2 separate regions of the Homo sapiens genome follow, and region 2 is linked to region 1. A link is an interaction called in ENCODE POLR2A ChIA-PET data of the cell type or tissue named here. Cell type or tissue: PC-9. All regions are shown on one strand. Links, peaks and the distances in the headings refer to the core of each region. The heading gives the core; the rest is flanking DNA. Region 1 overlaps ELFN2 (extracellular leucine rich repeat and fibronectin type III domain containing 2). Region 2 has its middle 10 kb from the start of GGA1.

What was found. Peaks named below come from ENCODE experiments on the same cell type or tissue, not always from the same donor. Only the 100,000 strongest peaks of a DNase experiment are listed, where the experiment ranks them.
Region 2: POLR2A ChIA-PET joins it to region 1 with 11 read pairs; 1 of 35 experiments calls an interaction of 5 or more read pairs at or near these places.

The regions. Positions count from the first base shown.
Region 1 is chr22:37,409,625-37,415,741 of GRCh38, reverse strand. All of the region lies in intron 2 of ELFN2 (extracellular leucine rich repeat and fibronectin type III domain containing 2), which reads left to right. Among named protein-coding and RNA genes, the nearest start is that of ELFN2, 15 kb to the left of the region's middle. RefSeq lists an enhancer at 4,691-5,192. In PC-9, for the core only: no CTCF peak of the experiment used is centred there; DNase peaks (open chromatin) are centred at 2,251 and 2,621; H3K4me3 peaks cover 1,092 bases; H3K27ac peaks cover 2,494 bases.
Region 2 is chr22:37,595,663-37,601,779 of GRCh38, reverse strand. No RefSeq gene overlaps it. Among named protein-coding and RNA genes, the nearest start is that of GGA1, 10 kb to the left of the region's middle. RefSeq lists a silencer at 1-218. In PC-9, for the core only: no CTCF peak of the experiment used is centred there; a DNase peak (open chromatin) is centred at 3,339.

The sequences.
Region 1 (6,117 bases), core at 1,117-5,116:
ATCCACCCGCCTCAGCCTCCCAAAGTGCTGGGATTACAGGCGTGAGCCACCGCGCCTGGCCCACCATCATTACTTTTAAAAATCGTTTTAAAATGATTTCCTGACACGCGTAGGGAAGCCAGATCTCACTAGAGTTCTGTGGCATCGTACCTTTCCCCATGACCCTTAGTGGTGGGAGTACGGTCCTGAGTTGGTGGTAACAGGAACGGGGCCGGAGAGGCAGAGAGCCTTCTGACAGGCACATAGTACCCTGGTGGCTGAGCCAGGATGGAGCAGGTGTGGCAGGCTCCCTCTCTGGTGCTCCTCTCCTGCCTGCCCCAGGGCCTGTGTGTGCACTTTCATCAGGCGAGCCCTGTCCCCACAGCCGTTGCCTGAGCCCCTGGCCACTGGTCTCCTTCATGGGACTTGGGTGCTCTGAGCTGCTCAGCCAGCCCTGGCCTAGGGCACCGCATGCCAGGCATGTGGCTGGTGGTGCCCTGAGAATAACCGAGTCAGGGGAAGACTGTCCTGTCTACCATTTTGGCATCACCAGGGGGACAGGACAGGCAAGGGAGGACTGAGAGTGATGGCCAAAGAGGGCCATTTGAGAGGCCTGGGAAGTGACGGGTAACTGTCTTTCAGGTGATGAGGGCCTGAGCTGAGATCCCAACACTGCCACTTTCCTGGAAGCTGCCGTTGGGCATGTTTCTCCACCTTTCTGGGCCTCAGTTTCTTCACCTGTACAATGGGGATGATAAGAATCCCTACTTCACCTTGCCAGAGCAAGGCCAAGGGACAAAGTAAGGCACAGGGCTTGGCACTGGGAGGTGCTCCAGGTGGCAGCTGCTAACATTTCAGGGTGACCTGGGAAGGAAGAGAGAGGGCTGTCCTGGGTGGCCTCAAAGGGCAGGCTCAGACCTTGGTTCATCCTAGAGACGTTCTGACAGGCTGAGCTGTCTTGGGATGGGAAGGGGGAATGTAGTGAGTGCCCTTTGTAAGTGAGACCGCCCAAGGCTGCCAGGAGTGTGGGGTTTGAGACCACTAGACTTAGGTTCATGTCCCGATGCTGTCATTTATGGGCTATGGGATCTTGGGAACCTCAGTTTTCTCACCTGCAAAATGGGAGGACTATTAATGGAAGCAGGGTTACTTTAAATGAATGAAGGAATGTGGAAGAGACCTAGGATGCACTTCAAGCTGCATCGCAACCTGGTTTCCAGAAGAGGAAGGCAAGGAGCAAGGGGTTTGGGGGGCTTAGAGTAATAATGCTCACAGCTGCTGTTTATTGAGCATCTGCTATGTGCCAGGCATTTTCCCATAGGCTCCAGCTCTCATTTGATTCACTGGCCTTTGACCTTGCTGTTCCTTCTGTGCTCACTGCTGCTCTCCTGGCTCAGTGCATGTCTGTCTCCTGTTCTGGTTAACTGTCACCTCCTCAGGGAAGTCCTCCCGAGCACCCTATCCTTTGCCCTTGGCCTCCTCCCTCTGGTTTCTTAAAGCCCTTAACACAACTTGATGCTGTTTTATTTGCTTGCTTACTCTCTGCCCTCCCACCACTGTAGAGTATCAACTCCCTGAAGACAGCTTTTTTTTTGTCTTGTTCTCTGCTCTATCTCAAGTACCTTGAATGGGGCCTGGCACATAGTAGAGGTTCAATAAATTTGTGTGACTGCATGGATAGGTAACCCCACCAGCCACCCTGGGAGGTCAGTCTCGTTATTCCCATTTTATACAAGAGGACAGTGAGGCCAGGGAGGCCGGGTAAGGTGCCGTGGGTACACAGCAGGCTGTGAGTGGCACGCCGGGCATTTGACTCGAGGTCCAGTGCTGTCTTCTGCTGCTGTATACCACCTTGCTGGGAGGCCTTGCGTTTCAGGCTGAAGAACTTGGACCTGACTCTGGATGCCGAGTCAAAATCACAGATTCTTAGGGGGGGCTTGTGCCATAACGAACAGCTTTTGGTAGCAGCCTGAATTGTCAAAAGAAATCAATCCAGATGCTCGCTAGCTGTGTGACCTCAGGCATATTACCTAACTACTGTGTACCTCAGTTTACTTGTCTGTAAAATGGGGATAATATCTGGGCTGGCTTCTAGGAGGCAGTGGGCTTTGAGCTTAGATTTGCAGGCTTAGCTCTGAGGCCTCCTCCCCAGTGTTGCCATTAATGGGCTGTGGGATCTTTTTTTTTTTTTTTTAGACAGGCTGTTGCTCTGTCACTCAGACTGGAGTGCAGTGGTGCAGTCATGGCTCACTGCAGCCTTGCAGCCTTGACCACCTGGACTCAAGTGATCCACTCATCTCAGCCTCCTGAGTAGCTGGGACTACAGGCACATACCACCATGCCAAGCTTTTTTTTTTTTGTAGAGACGGGATCTCACCGTGTTGCCCAGGCTGGCTGTGGGGTCTTGGGAGCCTTAACCAGCCTAGTCTTAGGAGACTTCACTGCCAGCTGTAGAGGGATTTGAGACTTTGATTTTGGAATAGGCAACATTTTAAGTGCCTGGGACAGGTCATTTTCTACTCTGCCAGCCTGTGCCCTCTCACCCCCATTTCTGCCAGCCCCACCTCTTATCCCCCTAGGGCAGAAGAGGGAATGAAGGAGAGAGAAAAACCAGTTTGGACTGAGCACCTCTTCTGTGCCGGGATTTTCTTCCTGTACCTCACCCCGTCTGTGGCCACAGCAGCCCCTGCAGCATAGGGAGTGTCACACCCGGTTGCAAACGACCAAACAGAGGCCTGGAGAGATTCTCTTCCAGGGTGCAGAGCAGGGATTTGGACCTATGCTCAGAGGTCCCCGCCCACACTGTGTCAAGGGAAGGGAGAGGGGAGGAAGTGGGGAGCGTGGTTAGGGGTGCCTGGCCCAGGCCCACTCCTGGGTCACCCGGGGAGGAAGGCTGCTGGTCCCAGCCCTGCCAGGATGAGCTTAGAGTGCCGGGCTCCCAATGCCAGAGGCTGGACCTGGAGGGGCTGTGGAAGGGACAGACAGCTCCGCAAGCCTGACCACCCACCCCGCTGGCAGCCGCGCCAGTCCAGGGAATAGATCTGGCCTTGTGCGTGGTTGTCCCGGTGCCTTGCTCAAGACCCCATTTGTTTGGGGAGGAGAAAGGGGGGTCTGTGGTGCCCAACAGAGGTGGGATTCATGGACAGGGCCCGGTGGTGGGAGGGTAGCCTGCCTGGTACTGGCCAGGCCTGGAGGAGTGCCAGGAAGAAGGGAGAGGAGGGGCTGAGGCGTGGCCTGGGGTCCTGCTTGGCCCCTTGGGGCAGAGTCCTGCAATCAGGTAGGGGGCTGTGTGGATGGAGGTGCTGGAGGAGGGAGTCCTGGGACCTCTTAGTCTTTGGGAAGGGGAGTGAGTGCCCTGTCTGAGGGAGATAGAGCCTCAATTCCCAGGAGCCCCAGTCTGAGGGTGGAGGCACTGTGGGTGTGCTGGCCTCAGTTTGCTTTCTTTCTTTTTTCCTTTTCTTTCTTTCTTTTTTTTTTTTTTTTTTGAGACGGAGTTTTGCTTGTTTGCCCAGGCTGGAGAGAAAGCTGAGATTACAGGCGACTGCCACAATGCCCAGAAAATTTTTGTATTTTTATTTTTAGTAGAGACCAGGTTTCGCCATGTTGACCAGGCTGGTCTCGAACTCCTGACCTCAAGTGATACACCTGCCTCGGCCTCCCAAAATGCTGGGATTACAGGCCTGAGTGTACAGACTGAGGCGCCCAACCTCAGTCTGCTTTCTGAATGTCGGAGGAGAGATGGTCCTCTGAGCGGAGGTTCCAAGAGCTCTGGGAAGACTTTTTTTTTGGAAGAGGCAGTCCCTGAGGGCTGGGAGTGGTTGGATTGGGGCAGGGGCTGCAGGAAGGCCTGTTTGGTGGTGGGAAGTGAGACCTTGTGAGTTAGATCCCACGCCTGAGTGGTCACATGTCCTGGTCTCAGTTTTCTTATCTGTGAAATGGGGATACTGCCAGGCTCCTGGAGGGGATGGAGTGAAATAGGATTGGAGATAGGAGTATCTGCACACAGTAGGCCCACAGGGTTGCCAGGGGCTGCGTGAGAAGCTAGAAGCTACTGAGAACCCATAGCCCCATCCCTGTCTCCACACTGGGTCACAGCTCAACCCACCCAGCATAGGAGGTAGGGTGCCCTCTGTGCCAAGCTGGGAGGCAGAGATGAAGGGCTATGTTGCCCTTCCTGCCTCCGCTTGCTGTGTGAGTCTTGCTTGTCCTACACTCCCTCTGGACCTCAGGCAAAGGACAGCCCCTGTCCCAGAGGACATTGTCTGAGGTCTGTGGGGGCACACAGACCTTCTCCGCTTCCCCTCCTCACCCAGGGCTGGGACTCAAGGATGGAGGTGGGGGCTCTCCAGGGACCCCCAAGCATCATCCTGGGAAGAGACCGGCTACAGAGAGGGGTTGGCACTGAGGTGCCCCAATGGTGGTGGCTCAAGGGCCCTTGATCTAAGCAGCGCTTCTGGGGTGAGGCCTTTGCTGCCCCGCTAGACACTCCTTGGCTTGGTGGTCGCAGGTCAGAGTGGAAAAACTCCCAGGCTACAGGATGGGGCGATGCAGTGATCAGGCCCATGGGCCCAGCTGTCAGTTCCCAATTCTACCCATGACAAGTTGCCCCGCCTGTGTGTGCCTCAGTGTCCTCACCTGTCAAGTAGGAATAAAAGTAGTGCCCACCACCCAAGGGTGACACTATGAAGCACTTGGTGCTACGCCTGGCGTGCAGTCAGGAATGCTAGCACTGGGCTTCTTGCTGGCTTTCCTGGTGGTCGGAGCAGGGAGGCAGGCTTCAGGGGCCCTTCTAGAGTCACCTCTGAGGCTGCTGGAGACAGGCTGGGGCCTGTGGAGTCCCGGTTCTGGGTGCTAGGTCAGGAAATGTGGGGGTGTCTGCCCCTGTGGCCCCTCCTACTGCCTGCCGAACAGGATGTCGTGGAAGGAGCCGATGGGCTTTGGAGTAGACGCGTGGGTTCCATCCCAGCTCATTCATATTCATCCCCCGCTGGCCGTGGGGCTCCGGCCCGATCATCCTCCGCTCCTCGGTTGCTTCGTGTGGTAGAATGGGATCAGGGCTGTGATGGGGATTAGGTGAGATGAGGCAGGAAGACAGCAGTATCCACGCCTGCGGTTTCCGGTCAGTGCCCGGCTCGTCCCTCTCCAATTTGATGCTGGGGCTGATGGCAGGGGAGGGAGGGGCTTTGGGAGTGAGTTCCTGGCTGGGCTGAGATGGCAGCTGACCTGGACGCTGCCCTCAGCACCATCTGGGGAGAGGGGAAGCGGGGGCTCAACAGGGAACCAGGACCCCGGAGTGCTGGAGGGTCGGAGCCAGCAGGTCTCCCACCCACTGCCCGCACTCGTGGGCAGGCTGCAGCCCAGAGAGGTGAGGCGCTGGCTCGGGGCCACACCGCAGTGAGTGGCCAGGCTGAGGGTGGAGACTTGCCGGCTTTCCTCTTGGGCACTTTCACTTCCCGCAGCCCCTGGACCAGCCTAAAGTGGCTGCTCTGAGCAGGATCACCCTAGGGCCTGAGCTGAGCTCATTCGTTCTGTTTCTCTCTCTCTCCCTGTCTCTTTGTCTCTGTCTGCCCACCCATCTCTCTGGCCCTGCCCCGTCTGTTTGCCGCAACCGCCTGTCTCTCAGGCCGCAGGAGAGAGCTGGCTGGATGGAAGCTGGGCACACAAGGGCAGGTGTGTGTGTATGTGTGTGCCCTCGTGATCTTTGTGCATTTGCTGGGTTTTGGAGCATGTATGTGTAAAACAATGCATAAGTATACAAACCCCCTTATACCTGGGGAACTGGCACATGCTCTCGGCGTGCACAGCAGAAAGGAATGGGCCACTGCCTGTTCCCAAGGCCTCCTCCCCAGAGGCTGTCACTGACCCGTGTTTCCTGGTACCTACAAACACACGTACACCATCTGTTCTTACCCAGGAGGGATTCTCCTCGCAGCTGGCCCTGCACCCTCCTGCGGCCCCTGATTGCACCCTGAGCACCCTTCTCAGGGGTGCGGCGGGACCTGGGTCCTAATCCACTTTGGAATGGGCTTTTCTTGAAAGGACATTTCCCTGTTGTGAGTGCCTGGGCTGTTTGCACTTTTTCTACTTTCACCCACTTCAGATCTGAAGTGTCTGACTGCAGAATCAAGCTCCTCTGAC
Region 2 (6,117 bases), core at 974-4,973, 190 kb before region 1:
CAGAAGGAAACTAGAGACAGCGGATTTCATCAATGGGAAGACAATATGCAAATACTGCCCCGTGTTAGTTGGCTGATGGACAGTTGCTACTTTTCATTCTTGTGCTCTAGCACTTGGAGTTTACAGCATGACTCTGAGGTCGAGGTTACACAAGAAAGCAATTAATGATTCAGCGCCCACCTTGTGCCAAGTCCTGTGGCAGGACAGGGGAGGAAGTTGGGGGGAATAAGAGAGGCAAGCCCCTGCCCTGGTAGAATTTACATTCAAGTAAATTACTCAGCCCGTAAATGAACAATATACTTTCAGATTGGATGGTGCCACAAAGACAATCAGCCAAGAAGCTGTAGGCTGGTGGGGCTGTCCGAAGTCCTGTGTGGGTTTATTCAAAGTGCTGCAGAGGAGGGCGAGGGACCAATTACCCGACAGGTGGCTGAATGAGTGTGAGACAGAAGGGGCAGTGAATGGAGAATGAGGAGGAATTTCCTCCCCAAAGGTGGGTTGGGGGAGATGGTGTTTGCTAAATAAAATCTTTTTTTTTTTTTTGAGATGGAGTTTCACTCTGTGGCTCAGGCTGGAGTGCAGTGGCTAGATCTCGGCTCACTGCAACCTGCGTCTCCCACATTCAAGCAATTCTCCTGCCTCAGCCTCCCGAGTAGCTGGGATTACAGGCACGAGCCACCGCGCCCGGCTAATTTTTTTGTATTTTTAAAAATTATTTATTTATTTTTGAGATGGAGTCTTGCTCTGTCACCCAGGCTGGAGTGCGGTGGCACAGTCTCGGCTCACTGCAACCTCTGCCTCCCGGGATTAAGTGATTCTTCTGCCTCAGCCTCCCGAGTAGCTGGGAGTACAGGCATGCGCCACCACGCCAGCTAATTTTTGTACTTTTAGTAGAGAAAGGGTTTCTCCATGTTGGTCAGACTGGTCTCAAACTCCCAACCTCAGGTGATCCACCTACCTCGGCCTCCGAAAGTGCTGGGATTACAGGCATGGGCCACCAGGCCCAGCCCTGTTTTTTGTATTTTTCATTGAGACGGGGCTTCACCATGTTGGCCAGGCTGGTCTCAAACTCCTGACCTCGAGTGAGCCGCCCGCCTTGGCCTCCCAAAGTGATGGGATTACAGGCTTGAGCCACCTCGCCCAGCCTGCTAAATAAAATCTTTAGAACTGGGGAGCATGGCAATGCTGGAGGGAAAGAAGTGCAGGACAGGAGAGTGCAGAGCTGTGTGACTTCGGGTAAGTCACTTCACCTCTCCAACCTCGGTTGCTGGGAGGTTAGAAATAACATGTACATGGCCGGGCACGGTGGCTCATGCCTGAAATCTCAGCACTTTGGGAGGCTGAGGCGGGCAGATCACCTGAGGTCAGGAGTTCAAGACCAGCCTGGCCAACATGGTGAAACCCTGTCTCTACAAAAATACAAAAATTAGCCGGGCATGATGGCACGTGCCTGTAATCCCAGCTACTCGGCAGGCTGAGGCAGGAGAATCGCTTGAACCCGGGAGGCGGAGGTTGCAGTGAGCTGAGATTGAGCCACTGCACCCCAGGCTGGGAGACAGAGGAGGCTCTGTCTCAAAACAAAAACAAACAAAAAAAGGAAGTTACACGTACATTACCTAGCACGCGGTAGGCATTCTATAAATTCTTTTTTTTTTTTTTTCTGAGATGGAGTCTCACTCTGTCGCCCAGGCTGGAGTGCAGTGGCGTGATCTTGGCTCACTGCAAGCTCCACCTCCCGGGTTCATGCCATTCTCCTGCCTCAGCCTCCCGAGTAGCTGGGACTACAGGCGCCCGCCACCACGCCCGGCTAATTTTTTGTATTTTTAGTAGAGACAGGGTTTCACCGTGTTAGCTAGGATGGTCTCGATCTCCTGACCTAGTGATCCACCCACCTGGGCCTCCCAAAGTGCTGGGATTACAGGCGTGAGCCACCGCGCCTGGCTGGCACTCTATAAGTTCTAAATAAAGAAGCCTCCACCAGCCTGGGCAACATGGCAAGACCCTGTCTCCATAAAAAAATTTTAAAAATTAGCCCGTCATGGTGGTGCATGCCTGTGGTCCCAGCTATTTGAGAGGCTGAGGTAGGAGGATGGCTGGACCCAGGAGGTTGAGGCTACAGTGAGCTGTGATCGTGCCACTGCACTCCAGCCTGGGCAACAGAGCTAGGTACTGTGTCAAAAAAAAAAAAAAAAAAAAGGCTCCAAATGGTGGCTGCTATTGGTATACTGGGAGAGGCCGTCAGTTCCATTCTCTAGGTTTAGGGCTTTGGTCCTACCCTTTTCCTTCTCTTCTCCTAGAGCATATAGCTTCAAAGCACCTGTCTTCACTTCTCCCTGCCTTGGCTTGCCTACAGCCCTGCACACTGGCACTTTGTCTCCCTGCCTCCCTGCAGGACAAGGACTTCAAGGACAGCAGGAAAGACTTGGATCAGCTCCAAGGAAGAACTTCCTTGTCTTTCTGTTAGAGTTGCAGCTGCTGGGGGGAGGGGATCAGAATGCAGTTCTCACAGAGTTAGAGAATTCTAGAGCGGGAAGAAATCTTTGAGATTGGGCCAGGCGCAGTGGCTCACACCTGTCATCTCAGCACTTTGGGAGGACCAGGCAGGCGGATCACTTAAGGCCAGGAATCTGAGACCAGCCTGGCCAACATGGTGAAACCCCGTCTGTACTAAAAATACAAAAAAAGAAAAAAAAATTAGCCAGGCGTGTTGGTTGCGTGCCTGTAATCCTAGCTACTAGGGAGGCAAAGGTGGGAGAATCGCTTGAACCCAGGAGATGGAGGTTGCAGTGAGCCGAGATCGCGCCACTTCACTCCAGCATGAGTGGCAGAGTGAAACTTCATCTCAAAAAAAAAAAAAAAAGAAAAAAGAAAAAGAAATCTTTGAGATCATCTATCTAGTCCAGAGCTTTTTGATATTTTGTGGCAGATTTCCAATTTAAGAAATATGTTTTACATCAGGATGGGATGAATTCAGATTTCGTGGAGCCTGAAATTTGTAAAAAATTGGGGAAACTCTAAGAAAAAAGGATATAAAATGACTGATGCAAAATTATGTATTTATTTATTTATTTTTTTGAGACAGAGTTTCGCTCTTGTTGCCCAGGCTGGAGTGCAATGGCATGATCTCGGCTCACCAAAACCTCCGCCTCCCAGGTTCAAGCGATTCTCCTGCCTCAGCCTCCTGAGTAGGTGGGATGACAGGCATGCGCCACCAGGCCCGGCTAATTTTGTATTTTTAGTAGAGACGGGGTTTCTCCATATTGGTCAGGCTGGTCTCGAATTCCTGATCTCAGGTGATTCACCTACCTCGGCCTCCCAAAGTGCTGGGATTACAGGCGTGAGCCACCACGCCCTGCTTATGTATTTATTTAGAGTGAGAAATAGATAAAAAACTTTAAAATGTTGGCAAATACCATAATTATTAAATCAGAACAATAAGATATTTTTACTTAAGCACCTGACATGCCACTGTAATACATTTTTTTCCTACAATTTTGGGCCACGTGCTTGTTATGTAGCAATGATTTTATTTTATTTTATTTTCTATTTTAATTTTTATTTATTTATTTATTTTTTGAGATGGAGGCTTGCTCTGTCCCCCAGGCTGGAGTGCAGTGGCGCAATCTCAGCTCAGTGCAACCTCTGCCTCCTAGGTTCAAGCGATTCTCCTGCTTCAGCCTCCTGAGTAGCTGGGACTATAGGCACGTGCCACCACTCCTGGCTAATATTTTGTATTTTTAGTAGAGACAGGGTTTCATTGTGTTAGCCAGGATGGTCTCGATCTCCTGACCTCATGATCCACCCGCCTCGGCCTTCCAAAGTGCTGGGATTACAGGCGTGAGCCACTGCGCCCGGCCTTATTTTTATTTTTTTTGAGATGGAGTCTCACTCTGTCACCCAGGCTGGAGTGCAGTGGCGCGACCTTGGCTCACTACAACCTCCAGTTTCTGGGCTCAAGCGATTCTCCTGCCTCAGCTTCCCGAGTAGCTGGAACTGCAGGCATGCACCACCACGCCTGGATAATTTTTGTATTTTTAGTAGAGGCGGGGTTTCACCATGTTGGCTGGGTTGGTCTCAGACTCCTGGCCTCAAGTTACCGCCCACCTTGGCCTCCCAAAGTGCTGGGATTACAGGGGTGAGCCACCACGCCTGGCCTCTATTTTTATTTTTTTAGAGATGAGGTCTTACTCTGTCATCCAGGCTGGAGTGCAGCGGCATGATCATGAAGTTCACTGCAGCCTCGAACTTCTGGGAACAAGGGATCCTCCTGCCTCAGCCTCCCCACTAGCTGGGACTATAGGCATGCACCACCATGGCCAGCTTATATTTTCTTTTTTTTGAGATAGAGTCTCACTCTGTCGCCCAGGCTGGAGTGCAGTGGCATGACCTTGGCTCACTACAACCTCTGTCTCCTGGGTTCAAGCGATTCTGCCTCAGCCTCCCGAGTAGCTGGGATTACAGGTGCCTGCCACTACGCCTGGATAATTTTTGTATTTTTAGTAGAGACGGGATTTCACCACGTTGGCTGGTCTCAAACCCCCGACCTCAGGTGATCCGCCTGCCTCAGCCTCCCAAATTGCTAGGATTACAGGCGTGAACCACCGCGCCCAGCCTCCAGATTATATTTTCTATAAAGGGAAAGACAAGTCAGCTTTCTGGCATGGTTGATCAAAAAATGTTTTTTACTTTTTTATTTTAGGAAAGTTTTTCTCAGTGTCATATTGTGTTGTTGGTAATGTGTTACATGCTGAGACACAGCTCGTGTGTCATGCCGTGTAAATCACGAGGTGTAGAAACATTTGCTGTTTGCAGTACTGCTTCAGGTTTGTGCTCTGCAAAAGCATTCTGATCAATTCGACTGCATATGCTTTCTAACAAAAAACCAAATCTTGCGTGGTACACTTGTAATTACATATGCAACGTTATTAACTATGTTCGCAATAGGCAGGAGTTCTATTCTAACCAAGTATCAATGGGAACTGAATCATCCATTTATAATTTAATGCATCTGATAATTGGAAGAATTTTCTACAGACTAGCTTCTGCTTCCCTACAATGCAGACCTTGTTTCTCCTCCCAGGACCACATTCTTCCCATGTCGGGCATCTAGGATGTATACCGTGGTCATAGAGTGACCCCTGTCCCTGCACCTTTAGGTCAGGATGCCAGATGTGTCAGGGGGGTTCCAGGAGTATTTCTGGAAGCCATTCCTACACTAGGGCCACTGGCAATCACGTAACTAGTCACAGAAGTGACTGTGAACCTTATAACTATAACCCACTGATTTCAATTTTTTTTTTTTTGAGGCGGAGTCTCATTCTGTTGCCCAGGCTGGAGTGCAGTGGCGTGATCTCGGCTCACTGCAACCTCTACCTCCTGGGTTCCAGTGATTCTCCTGCCTCAGCCTCTTGAGTAGCTGGGATTACAGGTGCCCATCATCATGCCCGGCTAATTTTTACTTATTTATTTATTTATTTATTTTTAGACGGACTCTCGCTCTGTCGCCTAGGCTGGAGTGCAGTGGCACGATCTCGGCTCACTGCAAGCTCCGCCTCTCGGGTTCAAGTGAGTCCCCTGCCTCAGGCTCCCAGGTAGCTGGGACTACAGGCGTGCGCCACCACGCCCAGCTAATTTTTTGTATTTTAGTAGAGATGGGGTTTCATCATGTTGGCCAGGATGGTCTCGATATGACCGCGTGATCTGCCCACCTCGGTCTCCCAAAGTGCCGGGATTACAGGTGTGAGCCACCGCGCCTGGCCTGTTTTTTGTGTTTTTTTTTTTGGTATTTTTAGTAGAGACAGGGTTTTACTATATGTTAGGCAGGCTGGTCTCGAAATCCTGATCTCAAGTGATCCACCCACCTCAGCCTCCCAAAGTGCTGAGATTACAGGTGTGAGCCACCATGCCTGGCAAACTTTAAATTAAGTGTATGTCCAACTTACCCATTAGTGGGGTCTCAAAAACGCTTATGGCCACCTCAGTATCCCCTTCCCCAGGGGAAGTGTGACAGAGAGCAAGTCAGTGGAAAGAGATAGCAGCAGCCCTGATTGTGACTTAAAACTCTTACTTTTGGGCCAGTCATGGTGGCTCACGCCTGTAATCCCAGCACTTTGGGAG